Regions from separate parts of the Homo sapiens genome. Here region 1 is linked to region 2. Evidence: chromatin loops called from intact Hi-C (ENCODE). Cell type or tissue: mammary epithelial cell. All regions are shown on one strand.

Region 1 (8,000 bases), 570 kb before region 2:
TGTGAGCTCCCGAAGACTGTCCTTTCTCTTTTTATTTATAGGCCTTTGTTGAATGAATCAAAAATTGCTCCTTTCCTTTTCCTTCGTTTCTTCCTGCCTTCCTCCCTTTCTCTCTTCATCATTTATTAATCATTCACTGTTGGTCATGTCTCCTAAATGCCCCAGAATGAAAATCCCTGACCTACCTCTGCCAAGGTTTTTTTTTGTTTTTTGTTTTTTGTTTTTTTGTTTGTTTTTTTGTTTTGTTTTGTTTTGTTTTTTAAGATGGAGTCTCATTCTGTCGCCCAGTGGCACAATCTCGGCTCACTGCAACCTCCACCTCCCAGGTTCAAGCGATTCTCCTGCCTCAGCCTCCCAAGTAACTGGGACTATAGGCACGCGCCACCACGCCTGGCTAATTTTTTGTATTTTTAGTAGAGATGGGGTTTCACCATGTTAGCCAGGATGGTCTTGATCTCCTGACCTTGTCATCTGCCTGCCTCAGCCTCCCAAAGTGCTGGATTTCTAGGCGTGAGCCACCATGCCCAGCCCTCTGCCAAGGTTCTTAAGCCATACATGCATGTTCTCTTCCTATCTGATTTCTTTTTGGTCTGCCATGGCTAAGAGGCCTAACCAGCAAGAGGGAGCCAGGCCTTCTTACATCATCAGCTGCAAGAAAGTGAAAAAAGTGTCCTTCCCTGTTTGCTAGAACAAACAACAAACCATTCCTCCTTTTCCCCCACCTGGGACCTGCACTGGCCTTTCCAATGGGGAGGGCAACTCATTAGGAGGAGGAAATCCACTCTAGACTATCGCCTTTGGTGGCAGAGATGAATAACAAAGGTTTTTCTTCTCCTCTGGAGTAATGGAAGCTCGACCCTTACTACTGTGACCTATGGCATGTCCTTGAGGATCACATCTGTCTTTGAATAGACCCAGAACTCTTCCCTGGGGGCAGAGTACCATTGTCTGTTGTTGTGTGTAAGGAGATGTGAGGGTGCTTGGCAGGGATGGTGAGTGGGGACTATAACATTGAGGAATCCTGGGCTGTTCCCAAAGTGAGGCAGGAGAATAGAGTCTGCAGGCAGGGAACCTAAGGCCGATTTAGGCTGACTTCCTAGAACTAAATCAAAAGGAAAACCCCAACTTTGCAAACCCTCCCTCCTTTTCCTGCATAGCAGACAGAAAATTGAAAGTACCTCTGACTGGTTGCTTTCCACAACCAATCAGATGTTTGCATACGAATGTAACTTTGTAACTTTGCTTCAGCCTCTTGATTGCGGACCACTACTTCATTTGCATGGGGTGTAAACCAAGTGGCCAATGGGAAACCTCTAGAGTGTATTTAAACTCCAGAAAATTCTGGAACTGGGGCCTTGATCCCCTATGCTAAGACCCATTCCCACCATGTGGAGTGTACTTTTATTTTCAATAGATCTCTTGTTTTGGTGCTTCATTCTTTCCTTGTTTTGTTTGTGCATTTTGTCCAATTCTTTGTTCAAGATGTCAAAAACCTAGACACTCTCCACCAGTAACAAAAGGAGGAATCCAAGGACCTTATTGGCTTTTTGGAATAGCAGTAGGTCTCCATGATATTAATTAGGATAAAATAAAACCAACATGGCCAAACCTTTATGGTTTTAAATGTCCTTATAGATTACATAATGAAAATACCTATTAGCCTTTGACTTGAAATGTTTTATTCTAGCAAGTCACCTTCGCACTTTCCTCATATAGAGTGATCTGGATGAACTCCTACAATGTGGCAGCCGTTTGCTTTGTGCTGGAGATACCATGACGAACAGCCCACGTTCCTGCCTTCAGGAAACTGAAAGAGAACCAACTCTCAGAACTGCAGCAAGGTTAAGGGCCTTGGCAGCTGTACTGTGCATTTGGTATTATAGTAATAGTCACAAGACAACCCTCTAGACTGTGTGTGGAGTCAGGCAGAGCTGGGTATAAATCCTGGCATCTGCAACCTTTCTCGGGCAAACTGCCTAACTCTTCTAAAATCTTACCAGTAAGATGTGGGTAAGAAATTCTACCTTGGCCAGGTGCGGTGGCTCACGCCTGTAATCCCAGCACTTTGGGAGGCCGAGGCAGGTGGATCACCTGAGGTCAGGAGTTCAACACCAGCCTGGCCAACATGGCGAAACCCTGTCTCTACTAAAAATACAAAAATTAGCTGGGGGTGGTGGCGGGCGCCTGTAATCCCAGCTACTGGGGAGGCTGAGGCAGGAGAATCGCTTGAACCCAGGAGGTGGAGGTTGCAGTGAGCCGAGATCGCGCCACTGTACTCCAGCCTGGGCAACAAGAGTGAGACTCCATCTCGAAAAAAGAAAAAAAAAAAATCCTACCTCATTGTGGTATTGTGGGGACCAATTAATAAAGTAATATCACCTAAGCCAGATGTCTTCCATTAAAAGGGCACACAATAGCTGACAGCTATGGTTGTTATTGCTTTGATTACTAATGCTTGGTTACCTAAGACACTTCCGAGTCACTTCACTCCCTTCATAACCCTCTCCCAGGATTATGAAAGAGAACAGCAAAACTGTTTCCTTATCTTCATCTTTCATATTGTGCTGTTCATATTGCGTGACTGCCTAGATAATTGATAGTCCACAAATTTCAAAAAAACTACATATATCTGTGTGAATATCTTTGCAGATAATTCTAAATCAGAGAATCAGATTTTAGAGGGGAGGTCAAAATACCTCCATTCCATTGTGAAAAATTCATAAGAATATTCTGAATACCACAGATTTAAAATCTATCACTGTCCTAGAAAGGTTAACTTTCTTTTCTTTACCTTTATTTCTATGACATTGTTCTTTTGGCCCTGTCTCCAGTGTTATTTTATAACACGTTATATTTCTGCTTAGTGGATTGCTATAGTGATGTTGGTACATGTTCTAAAGGGATATATAGTATCATGCCCTAAATGGACTAGTCCACGCACCTTTGTTCAGCACTGGAAATTTCCCAAGTCTATTCATTCATCCATTCATGCAACAAATATTTCTGGAATTCCTCCCATGGAAAGCCATCATGTGAAAGTGTTACAGTTGATTCAAGGGTCATTGTCAACAATGAAAAATGTTTGCCTGCCTGCTGGGGCAAGAGACCTAAAGATGTATAATGCAGAAGATGACAAGGAGCTGTAGGGGAAGCCAAGGGCTTAGGGGCCAGAGTGGGCTGTGTTCAGATCTCACCTCTCTCACTTTAACTGTGTGACTCTGGGAAAAAGTTTAAGCTGTCTGAACTTCATCATTTTCATCTTCAAAATGTAGATCTTCCATCATTCATTCAACAACCATGTTGACTTTGTGCTAGGTATATCTCCCTGTCATTGATTTATGCTCTCTTGTTAAATTCTCACTACAGTTCTCTAAGGCATCTAGACAGTAGTTCCTCAACAGGTGCTATTTTATCGACCCCGTACTTTTAATGAACATATCAATTCAATGAACTTTGCACGCCTGCTATGGGCCATACCGTGAGCCAGGAGACATATGGCCTTAAGAAAAAAAAGAGTTAAAAACTGTGCCTCAAGCTTCTCAGTCTGGTTGAGGACACACCCATAAACATAATTATCCAATGGAATCGTTATAATGACAGCTCTGTGAACAGAAAATTTTTGGACACAGCAGTGGGACACGTAGCTCACCTGGGCCAAGGATGTTGGAAGGGGGAATAAGGTGGGTGACGCCTGAGCTAAAGTGAGTAGGATGGAGGAAGAGGACTCCATTTCTCTGCCAGAGTATGCAAATACAGAGGAGACGAACAAATACATATGCGGATTAGGTTAGCGATTCTGAAGTACAAGGCTCAAAATAAGGAATGAGCAACAATGATGTAATAGGTGAGCCCAGCTCAGAAAGGCACATACTAAAGACGTGTTTCCAGGTAGTCTCTGAGTACTAAAAGATTGGTAAGTGTTCCAGGGACCTTTTTGCAGTAGCAATGGCTCCCCAGGATATTCATCATGACAAAATAAAACGAATATGGCCACACCTTCATGTTCTTAAATAGATTCTTACATCATGAAAACACCTATCGACTTGTAATTTTTTTCTAACTAGTCAGTTCTTCCTCAGACAGAATAATCTGGATGAGCCTAATTCCTCTGGCTAGGACTTTTAAAATCATGTTGGCACTGGGGCTTGTTCCTATAGCTGGTTGGTACAACCTTCTAATAATACCAAGATGGTGTTTTGTGTCGCTGACTGCTCCTAGAAGAGGGTGACCCACTGCCCCCCAACTTGGGCCACTCACTGTACCACTGACTCAAACCCAATTCAATGGCCACCCCAAGCAGGACCAGGGATGAGATTTGACCGACTGCAGACCCAGAACCACCACAGCTAGAAAAGCAGTATAACCATGAAAAAGAAATTTCTGCCAAAACATCTGTGGGCTAAGATTACACACAAGTATGTTTGAGACTAGGGGAGTCGAAACATAAATAAACTGTAGAAAGGAGCATGCTAGTGCAGAGAGTGGGACTCCTAGAAATGTGAATTTATTCTCTTTGCCACCCAGGGGAGCCAGAGACTCATGAAAATCTTACACAAGCTGTCAAAGTTACGAACCAGGGCAGGGAAAAACAGTATATTAGTTTGGATTTTTGCAGTTGCAGGCAACAACAACAAAAAAATCAGCCAACCAACAAAACAAAAATGGGAATTTACTGATCCACATAATTTGGAAGTTTTAGGGGGCATCTAGTTTAGGCTCAGCCATATCCAGGAGCTCAAGTGACATCCTCAGGACTTTCTCTCTGCCCATCTCTCAGCTAAACTCTGCTCTGCGTTGCTTCCCTTCTCAGATGGGCCTTCCTTATGTAGGGGCAAAGGCAGACCTTGCAGCTCCAGAGTAACATAGTTCTTACCGTAAGAAAGTCACAAAGAGACTGGGCATGGTGGCTCATGCCTGTAATCCCAGCACTTTGGGAGGCCGAGGTGGCAGATCACTTGAGGTCAGGAGTTCAAGACCAGCCTGGCCAACATGGTGAAACCCCATCTGCTAAAAACACAAAAATTAGCTGGGCATGGTGGTGCATGCCTGTAATCCGAGCTACTTGGGAGGCTGAGGCAGAAGAATCACTTGAACCTGGGAGGTGGAGGTTGCAGTGAGCCAAGATTGTGCCACTGCACTTCAGCCTGGGCTACAGAGGGAGACTATGTCTCAAAAAAAAAAAAAAAGTAGAAGAAGGGAAGAGAAGAGCCAGTGAGTGTGACCTGGTACCTGAAGTCACTGTGCAGAGCTATCTGCCCAAGCTACTGGTGAGGATGATGGAGAATCAAACCACCAGGCCCCCAGCATTACTGCAGAATGGGCAGGGATGGTGCCTCACAGACATGCCAGGCAGGCAGAAAAAATAACGCCCATGACAGCTGGCGAGAAGGGATTTTCACTTACTGAGCACCTCAGCACAGTGCTGGGTGCCATGAATGTCTTACATCACCTCCCAAGGTTCCTCTTAGATAGGTACCTTCTATTATCATCCCCATTCTGCAAATGAAAGTAAGGCTCAGTTGGATTAAATAACTTCCCTGAGGACAACCAGTAAATGGTAGGGCCGGGTATTAATGACCAAAACCCTTGCTTGATCAAACGGGGAGGAAAAGTGAAGGGGAAGGGGCACTGTCCTCAGCAGACTGGGAGCCACAGAGGTGGTGGGTGGGGACGCAGGCAATGTGAGAAAACAGGACAAAGTGCTTTAAATAATTTCTTATTTAAAGCAGAGCCTAAGCCACAAAATCTCTGACAAGTAAGCCCTGGTGAATGGGGCACAATTTTTGTTCTATTAGGAGAGCAAGTTAGCTGGGCGCGATGGCTCACGCCTGTAATCCCAGCACTTTGGGAGGCCAAGGTGGGCGGATCACGAGATCAGGAGATCGAAACCATCCTGGCTAACATGGTGAAACTCCATCTCTACTAAAAATACAAAAAAAAAAAAAAAAAGCCAGGTGTGGTGGTGGGCGCCTGTGGTCCCAGCTGCTTGGGAGGCTGAGGCAGGAGAATGGCGCGAACCCAGGAGGCAGAGCTTGCACTGAGCCGAGATCGTGCCACTGCACTCCAGCCTGGGCGACAGAGTGAGACTCCTTGTCAAAAAAAAAAAAAAAAAGGTATGGAGATGGGATGGGGTGAGGCTTCAGGATTCTGGGTGGGACAGTCCTCACGTCTGATCTCACACAGAGCAGATCACTAACCTGCCTCTGGTAAAGTGGCCCTGGAGGGGTCTGAAAGCAGCCTTAGGTGGTGAGTCCAGCCCTAAGAGGCTCTCCTATCCCGTGGGGCCTTCAGCCTTCAGTTGCTCAATCTCCCTGGTAATTGAGACCAAGCTGCTAAATATTGTCAGAGGGCTGCGCTGAGACCAGCAGAGGGTGAGCAGCCCACAGAAATGAATCTGGAGGCCAGTTGGGGCAGAGAAGGTGACTGACTGGATGAAATGAGGATTAACTGCATGTAGAGTGTGTTTGACTTTAAACTGTGAACTACAGGTCTCTGGAAAGTGTTTGTAATAAGAAAAGTTGGCATTTCAGTTTCTCCTTGAATTGAGGACAGTGTTCAGGAGTATACTAGGCAGTGGAAAATGAGACAACATCCAGAGCCAATGTGACCTGGAAATAGATGAAAGCTGAAGCCAGAGTAACCCAGGCCTCCCTCTTGGAAATGTAATCCATCTGTGAGTTGACTCTAGTTACTCTAGGAGCATGGGCCAAGCCCAACAGTAATTGCTTTCATGCTATTTGCATTTCTAAGCTTTGTTTTTATTTTACCTAAGACTTTTAAAAGACTATATTTTGTTTTAGTTGTGCTGCAAAGAGAAAAGTTGGGGCAGGTATTTTCTGAACTGTGTTGGGGGTTGATGGTATTTGGAAGGCGCTGAACGTCCCCAGGTCCTGTTTTGCCACAGCCACCTCCTCAAGTTTGTATAGAAAACAAGGTCAGGGAAAAAATCTCTACCTGTGGGAGGCTTTTGCCTTAAACCCCAATGTGGAAATCTGGTGTGGTGGCAGAGGGCTAGCAGCAGACCAGAAGGGCCTCCTGGGCTTTCTCTCCACTGGATCCACACATATTTACCACACTCTGATATTCATTTCTTCAACAAGCATTCCTGAGTGTCCACTAAGCTCCAGGCTCTCTTCTAAGCACCGAGTATTTGACAGTAAGTAGCAGACAAAACCTCTGCTTTTATGAAGTTTCCTGATTGATAGAGTTTGGGTATTTGTCCCCTCAAATCTCATGTTGAAATTTGATCCCAGTGTTGGAGGTAGAGCCTGGTGGGAGGTGTTTTGGTCATGGGGTAATCCTTCACGAATGGCTTGGTGCCATCTCGGAGGTAATGAGTGAAGTCTCCCAAGAGAACTGATAGTTAAAAAGAATGTGGCACCCCTCCCTTCTCTTGCTTCTTTCCTCTCAACATATGATGCTGACTCCCCTTCCCCTTCTGCCATGACTGGAAGCCTGCCTTACCAGAAACAGATGCTAGTGCCATGCTTCTTATACAGCCTGCAGGTCCATAAGCCAAATAAACTTCTTTTTTTAATAAACTACCCAGCCTCAGGTATTCCCCTGTAACACCACAAATTGACTAAGACACTAATGTTCTGACAGAAGGAGATGGACAAAACAAAACAAAAAAACAGTTTGTGGTAAGCACCATGAAGAACTAAAGCAGAGTAAGGGGGCAGGTGGTACAGGGAATAGTGTGTGTGTATGTGTGTGTGCGTGCATATGCGTGTGCGCTCCTACTTTAAAGGAGGTGGTAACCAATGAGCAGAAGCCTGAAAAGAGTGAGGGAGTGACCTGCAGATAGCCTGGGGAAAGGGATTCTAAGCAGAAGGGAAACACATGGAGAAGGCCTAGAGTAGAACCCTGCTTGGCATGTTCTTTGATTAGCCCTGAATGGAGAGGCAAAGGCAAGTGTGATAGGAGAGGGGGTCAGACAGGGCAGTTGGGGTCATCTAAGACCACCTAAGGCCTTGTAAGACACAGTAAAACTTTTATTT
Region 2 (8,000 bases):
ATATTCACATGAGGTTTTATAGTATTACTGCTAAAAGTATGGGTCCTACCAACAGGTGACTGGAATGAAGGGATGAGCTGATTCAGGCAAGGATCAATAAAAAACACTTGCGCAGATTCGAAGTTACTATCGAGTGAGAATCAGTTTGCACAAGTCTTTCATCTCAGCTCTGCATGAAGCACTCCTTGGAACCTCCTTACCAACTGTGGCTTTAAGAATAGACTACATTCATTCACTCTTATTTAAACACATACATTATATCCCTGTGTACATGTCAATCATTTCAGTTTCGGTGCAAAAGGCTGGATATTCACACCAGATAAGTCAAAGTTAAAACATATTAAATGAAATGGTATTTCAAAGCTTGCATGCTCTACCTTTAAAAACCAGTGAGCCAAAGATGTTCCTATTATTTATAATTATTGATTTCTGAAAGTTTGTGTTAATACATTTCAAAGATTAACATTGAAAAGCCTAACAGAAAGGAATAACGATTCAACTTTTTGGCAATGTAAATCTATTGCTAGGGCTCGATATCATGAATAAATCTTAACTAATTTCTTTGACATCTTGACATTTCTTATTTCTCCAAAAATTACATTTTCATAGAAAATATATTTATACTTCAAATAGACTTATGATGGTATTTAATTGCACTTAAAAACTCATGCTCAAAATTTCAGTACCAGAAACTAGCATCCATCATCTCGACAGCAAAACACAAAACGTAAGAAAAACTAATCATTCCTTTAAGTGAAATAAGGCAATTTTTACCTAAAAAGACCTTGAGGTTAGTGAGGGAAAAAAAGATGCTTGAAATGTAAGAAAAGATCCTGAAGTATTTCTTTTCATCTTTATTCTCTCTGTTGCTTTTTCTTTTGATTTGAAAGATCAGATGAGACCACATATAAATATGTCTGGGAGGTGTCTTAGAGAACTTAACTCACTTCTTAAAAAGAGAAAAGAACTAAATACATTATGTGATAAATAAAGTATTTTTTATTGTACATTCTGTTTGAATCCTTGTTCTCTCAAAGGCTAGAATGAAAGAAAGAACAAGGAAAACCCCGTGTTTTATGATTTGTGACGATAATAGTCACCACAAGGTAGTTTTTTTCAGTGTTGTTAGGACACAGTTAACGACAACATATAAGAGAATCTGCATCGTTCAGTCACAAAATCTTCTCTTCAAATCAGAACTACAAACTGTATTCTAGATAGATATTTCCCTGTTAGTAAAATATAAACTCAGACATGGAAATTCTACATCTTTTTGGAGAAGTCTTAATGATTACACTAGGATCAACAGAATCCTACAACCAAAAGTCAATTTTTATACTTTTAACTTGTACTAACTATGCTGTTGAGAAAGCTGCTTTCAGGATGTAAGAACTAAATTATAATTAGTGTTTTCTAATAGGTGTGCAATACAGAGCTGGAAGCAAGAATAAAATTATTCACTTCAAGAAAAAGGAATATGATTATGCGGGAAGTATGTGAAGTGAAAATATTGTATGAATGTTTTACAGTAATTATTTAACACAATGCCATATATTTAAATTATCTTTTCATATGTCATTTGAAAACATTTAGGTACATTTGAATAGAAGTGGGTGTTCTTTGTGTATCTGTCAATAAGTAGTTTTTTACATTTGTTTATTGCATGAAAATATAATTGTAAAGGGTTTCATAGCCTATTCAGTGTAAGCCTATATCCTTCATATTTGAGAACTTCGATGTTTGGATTTAAACAGAGCAAATTGTACATGCTTTGGAGGAAAAAAATTTTTAAGTGATTAAAAAATATTTCTTATCAGATAATACCAAAGTCCTATTATACCTTCTTTTACACACCATAATGAATTAGTGATCAAGAACACAACTGTAGATTTAAACTAAAAGAAACAAAAAAGAAAGAACAAAAAAGACAGGCTGCATAGTGACAAGAATCCATCTCCCTTCATGCCAGTGAGGTTCTAGCTGTGAGCATGCTCAGAACATGGGAGGCACTGAACTTACTACATCAGAACTCCTGCTGAGGTATAAGAGGATACGTCTAATAACTCAATTGCTGTAAACCTATGATTGTTTTTCTGGTTTTTAAACATCTCTTCAGCCTCAGATTGATTACAATGTTCTTTCTACTTCATTTCATCGTTCTGATCAATGTCAAAGGTAAGGTTGCTACTTTCTCGTTTTAAATGAGTGCAATTCCCAAAAAATACATTTCTATGTAGTTCTATGGCAGTTGTAATAAATATATTGGGGTGTTTAAAAAAAAAACAGACATCAAATTTGCCTGGTATTTGTCATTATCTTTCATTGCTTGTAGTCCCACACAGCCTAGTAATTTTTAGATGCAACAAATTTTTCATGGAAACAAGCCTTTGTATGTTATTAAAGCTGTAGATAAAATATGTCAAAAAACAATGTTGACTATATCAATTAAAACATAGAAAACATTTTTGGCATTTGTTCTGAAAAGTGTGACAAATTAATAAACTAAAATTGTGTTTTGTGGAATTTCAACCTGTTGAAATATGCCCATAAAATTCAAGTAATTATTAGTAACTATCTTGCGTGAACATAATTAAACTGGGAACTCCAAAGCCACAGGCAGATCTAAAAAACAGTATCTGTCTCTAAGAGTAAACCTCTCTAAAATAAAGTTATTAAAAGTCTATACAAGTGCATTTACTTAGATAATTTTCTTTTGTTTTTAATTTGTGGAAATTTTTATTTCAGTCAAACTCTTAAGTTTCAAGTCAGTACCATTTTCATTGTAAAGCTCACCAAAAAATAAAACCTAAATCTTCACTTGTTTTTAAATAAAAAGATACGTTGTCAGCCTATACATTCATAAACAACCTATTAACCACACCCAAGATTTGCTGGGGTTTATTATTATTCAAAAATGTTTCTATTTTAATTTGTATTTTTTCTTAAAGAATTTTGATAAACCTCTGAGAATAAAGGTTAAAATTTGAAATTATTTTTATTTTCTGAGAAATTCGTTTTAGGTTTTTTAAATATTCAGTTTTATTAGGTGAATTCCAAGTGAATATTTTAAATCTTGAAATAAAATGCAATACTTATGAGGAATTATTTTAAAACTTCTAACAAACAAAAGATTTTTAAAAGGCTTAAAATATCTAAATTTTATTTTGAATTTAAAATAATACTAAAACTTTACTACAAATATTTAAAATCTATATCTCCATGCACCTAGCATGACTTTTATTTTATATTTTAATATCTCTTACATGAAAAGCTAAGGATTAACTAAGAAGAAACAATATATGAACTCACCTTGCATGCAGTACAGTTGCAACAAGCAGTCTATTTCTATATTTAAGGTCCTACTTCAGAAGTTCATGTTCTATCCACATTTGAATATTCAATTTTATACAATTTTAAGAATATACAGCTACAAAGCAGGTTCTTAAGACATGTCATAGAGCTCATCTGTGCCCTTAAAAAGTTCTTTAATGTACGGGACTATAACCACAGTTTAACCAATTTTACTATACTTTTGCTTTTATACATAATGCATTTAATTGATTTTGCTTAAACCGTTTATGAGATGAAAAACATCTATTACTAAAATAACATTTTGTGATTTACCATAATGTAAAGTCACCCTTTAAACTAAAAAAAAGTTCAATTAATAATTTTTGTTTGATTTTATTTCTAAGTAAAAGCCATATTTCAAACTCCTAGTACCAACCTAACAAATATTTATTGATTATAATCCTGGAAATTTTTATTTTCTAATTTTATATTACTTTTGACTACTAATTTAAACCTTTATGTTTAAAATGATTTCTTTTCAAAGCAAGACACATTAATCAATGCTTTGACATTTTATTCCTACTTATAAAAATAATAGAATTTGCTCTATAATTAGTAAAACTCTTTTCTTTTTCACAACAAAATTGTGGACAATTAAAACGGTAAGGCTTTTCATAGTAACCAAAGAAAGCTCATTTAGAGTTGCCTAAGAGTAAAGGTTGTCTTTTTAATTTAAATAATATTTGTGATAGACTCTTAGGCCAGATCTAAACAAAACATAAAATTAGAAATTATGTGATCGTCTTTTCTTCTCTGACCATCATCACTCTGGAGTGCCTAAGGAATGAGTGATTGCCTTAAGCTACAGGCACTAACAGACAACTATGCATAATGTATCTTATTATTATTACGTGTGTTTTATCATTAATTTATTCACTGTGTATCTCTGTTAACCAGCTTCAAACTACTTTTTAAAAAACATTTCTTAATGGACAAATTAGGAACCATATTACATATCAAAAACATGGGCTTATGTAGGAAATTAAAAGCATGAAGTATTGAGACTGCTACTTGGTAACTACCAATTGTGTTTTGTGGAATTTCAACCTGTTGAAATATGTCCATAAAATTCATGTAATTGTTAGTAACTATCTTGCGTTAACGTAATTAGACTGGGAACTCCAAAGCCACAGGCAGATCTAAAAACAGTATCTGTCTCTAAGAGTAAACATCTCTAAAATAAAGTTATTAAACATAACTTTAAACTTTTAAAAAACATTTCTTAATGGACAAATTAGGAACCATATTACAAATCAAAAACATGGGCTTATGTAAGAAAGTAAAAGCATGAAGCATTGAGGCTGCTACTTGGCAACTACCAATTGCTACTTAAATAATTTGCTTAACCTCCAAAATAGGTTAACCAAAACCGGGCCCGAACAGTATTTTGAGGGGAGCAGTGTTTGACTGCCCCCTAGTGGCCAGACTCAAGGCATGCCTGGCATGGTCCTTTCTTACGGATGTCAGTTTCACTTGGCCACTCTGACTTGAGAAAAGGTTTTCCATCTGAATTTTAATTTCACAACTTTATATTCATGCTGTGGATAGTTGTGAAAATCAATTATGTTTCAGGCCAGTCATCCCGAAGACTGACCTGCTTGCGGGCTGAATGAAGCCCACTGTGAGGGAGGAGGAAAAAGATTGGGAACATGGGAGTTAAAACCTTTAGAGATGTGTTATCTCTGAAGACGCCAGCTAAATACATCTCACAACAGATGCTTACTCGTGTGTTCATCTTACTGTGAATAAATATGACCAGATGTAATCAAAGAGTTTTAAGGCCTCTCACTTGAAGTGACAAAATTGCCTGCCATGTGAATTTTAGAGGCAAAATTGGGATGCTGCTTTCTAATAGGTTGGTATCGAAAAATGGCACATTTTTATTCTGGAATATAGTAAACCAAATAAAATTCAATTAGCAAAGAATGATTTTGTATAAATAGTTATGCAACAAAAAATGCAACTAATTTTTAGCAGTACATATCTATTTAAGAGCCCAGAATGGCTTGGTTTATTTATTTGGTAAACATATAACAACATTCTTTGGGTAAAATGAGTGTGCTTGTTTCACATGTGAAGTAGTAGTGGCATTAGAGGCCTAATTATCTAAAAACAAAAAATAAACCTCTCATATGCTTTACTCACCCGTACTTCCAGGTTTTTGCATGTATTTTAAAAAATTAAGTTTGCAGTGAAGGTCAATGTTGTTATCAGAAAAGTGCTCCGAAGCGAAAATAAAACAGCTGATTCAACAGTCATGTGATAAACAGACTTTTGAGTGTTTTAAGATGTAAAAAGAATTGAGATTGAGGCCATACGCAGTGGCTCACACCTGTAATCCTAGCACTTTGGGAGGCAAGCAGATCACTGAAGTCAGGAATTCAAGACCAGCCTGGAAAACATGGTGAAATCCCATCTCTATTAAAAATACAAAAATCAGGCAGGCATGGTGGTGCACACCTGTGGTCCCAGCTACTCGGGAGGCTGAGGCAAGAAGATTGCTTGAACCTGAGAGGCGGAGGTTGCAGTGAGCCGAGACTGCGCCACTGTACTCCAGCCTGGGCGACAGAGCGAGACTCTGTCTCAAAATTAAAAAAAAAAAAATTAAAGAATTGCGATTGAAAATTTAACTTTATTACAAAGTAAAAAGCCTTTACAACATGTTCAATGTGATTGATAAAGTTCTAGTCCTCCTTTCCCATCCTCCCCCTTCCCACTGTTCTGACTCGGGCCCCCTTGCTCCTGTTCAAGCCTCTCGCCTCTCCTTCCCATCTTTATTTATTCTCCCCTCCTCCCTGCCTCTGCAGGCATCTGTCTCAGATGCTCTCCCGGCCTGTCTTTTCTCCATTTTCATGTCTCGCCCTCCTACCCCCATCCCTATCTTCTTGCTGTCCTCACCTCTGAAATCTCCCTTCTGCTCACCTTGGGCCTGCTCTTCAGCTCTCTTGCTCTCTGAGTTCCCATATCCTCCAACTCTGCCTTTGTCCTGGCTACATCCCATTCTCGGTAACTCTCACACCTGCTCCATCCTGATTGGTCACATCTGGCTTTTCATTTCCACCTTGGAATACATCTATCCCTAGATTCGCCCCCTTAAGTATTCCTGTCTCTAATCACCTCCTGTCTTTGCCGAGCTCCCTCCCCAGGGGCTTCCTGGATCTTCTTTGTCTCCCTTTTTTGGCCTTTGCCTTCTTTCTATTATTTGTCTCTATCCCACAGTCTCCTGGCCCGACCAGTGGTCACCATGTCTGTTGCTTGCTAGAATACATGCCCAAATACCACCAAATGAATATTGTATCTCTGTATTACTTCAATACTGGTGTGCTCTCTTTTTCTAGGTCCAATGATTTGTCTACAATTCTAAAATCCAGAAAGCTCAGAAAACTGAGTTGATCACCTTTGCCTACAAAATCTGGTCAGAATTGGCCAGGAGCTATTTAGATTCTTTATGCACTTATTGTAAAATTTCATACACTGTGCTATAGAAAAATGTTCATGTGTTTGCTTAGGGAACTTTGCCCCAGGTCAGTAGGAAACTATATAGTTCATAGCATGTGCATTAACTTTCTAAAATTCTAAAAAATGTTATAAATTCTGCAACATATCTCTCCAAAGGGTTTCTGCTATGATGGTACAGATCTCCATTAGCCATGCCCCTCTACAGATCACCAACTGTTCTGTGCCATATTATTCTCGAGTGGCATAATGGCTATTTTATTTGCCCAAGGAAATTCAGTGTTAATAGAATGTGTCTGATGAAGGAAAGATAATTTTAACTAATTCTCCTTTTCTCTGATTCCAGTTTATTTTCTATTCAATTGCTAGGTTTGTTTTTGTTTTTTTTTTCAGTGACTATATTTTTTATTTGGATCATTCCAACTGCGTTTAAAGCTGTCTGTTTGGGGTTTTATAAACTTTCATTCTTATTTCATGATATATTCCTTCCATTAGTTCTTTGAGAATTTTAATCACGCAGAGTTTAAAATAGTCTTTAAAGCTCTATCAGCTGGGCGTGGTGACTCACACCTGTAATACCAGCACTTTGGGAGGCTGAGGTGGGCAGATCGCCTGAGGTCAGAAGTTTGAGACAAGCCTGGCCAACATGGTGAAACCCTGTCTCTACTAAAAATACAAAAAATTAGCCAGACGTGGTGGTGCGTGCCTGTAGTCCCAGCTACTTGGGAGGCTAAGGCAGAAGAATCGCTTGAACCCAGGAGGTGGAAGTTGCAGTGAGCCAAGATTGTGCCACCATACTCCAGCCTGGGTGACAGAGTCAGACTCCATCTAAAAAAAAAAAAAGCTCTATCATCTCTTTCCCAGGTATGAATTCCCCCTTTTTGCGGAGCCCTGGACATTTTCATAAAGTTGGAAGAATGTTTCTCCTGCACACAGCTCCTCAAAGTAGTCTCAGAAGTACTTCCACATAGCCCAGGGAGTGTTCAGGTCTGAACTGTCGCATCTCAGAGGTTTTGCCTGTGGGTGAACCAGTTCCAAATCTCATGCCCATTTGCAGTGGTATCACCACTTCTTTCCTTGCTGGCCATGAGCAAGCATTATTTAAATCACAATCTTGGGCGATCAGAGTTATTCCATACCCCATGCTTTGTCAGGGGCTGAGTCCCAATGCTTGGCTTCATGCAGATCCCAGC

What was found. Hi-C counts contacts between places; a loop is a spot of excess contacts. Peaks named below come from ENCODE experiments on the same cell type or tissue, not always from the same donor. Only the 100,000 strongest peaks of a DNase experiment are listed, where the experiment ranks them.
Region 1: a loop joins it to region 2, with 3 times the contacts of the local background. A loop is called at or near these places in 7 of 110 quality-filtered maps.

What each region holds. Positions count from the first base shown.
Region 1 is chr13:31,169,721-31,177,720 of GRCh38, forward strand. It overlaps LOC105370148 (a long non-coding RNA gene), which reads left to right. Exons shown (of 3, transcript XR_941825.3): 3 at 1,717-2,049. Among named protein-coding and RNA genes, the nearest start is that of HSPH1, 12 kb to the left of the region's middle. In mammary epithelial cell, a CTCF peak has its summit at 4,536; DNase peaks (open chromatin) are centred at 2,481 and 2,991; H3K27ac peaks cover 2,087 bases.
Region 2 is chr13:31,737,532-31,745,531 of GRCh38, forward strand. It overlaps RXFP2 (relaxin family peptide receptor 2), which reads left to right and starts at 1,995. Exons shown (of 18, transcript NM_130806.5): 1 at 1,995-2,175. The coding sequence starts at 2,082. In mammary epithelial cell, a CTCF peak has its summit at 4,770 (motif pointing left); no DNase peak of the experiment used is centred here.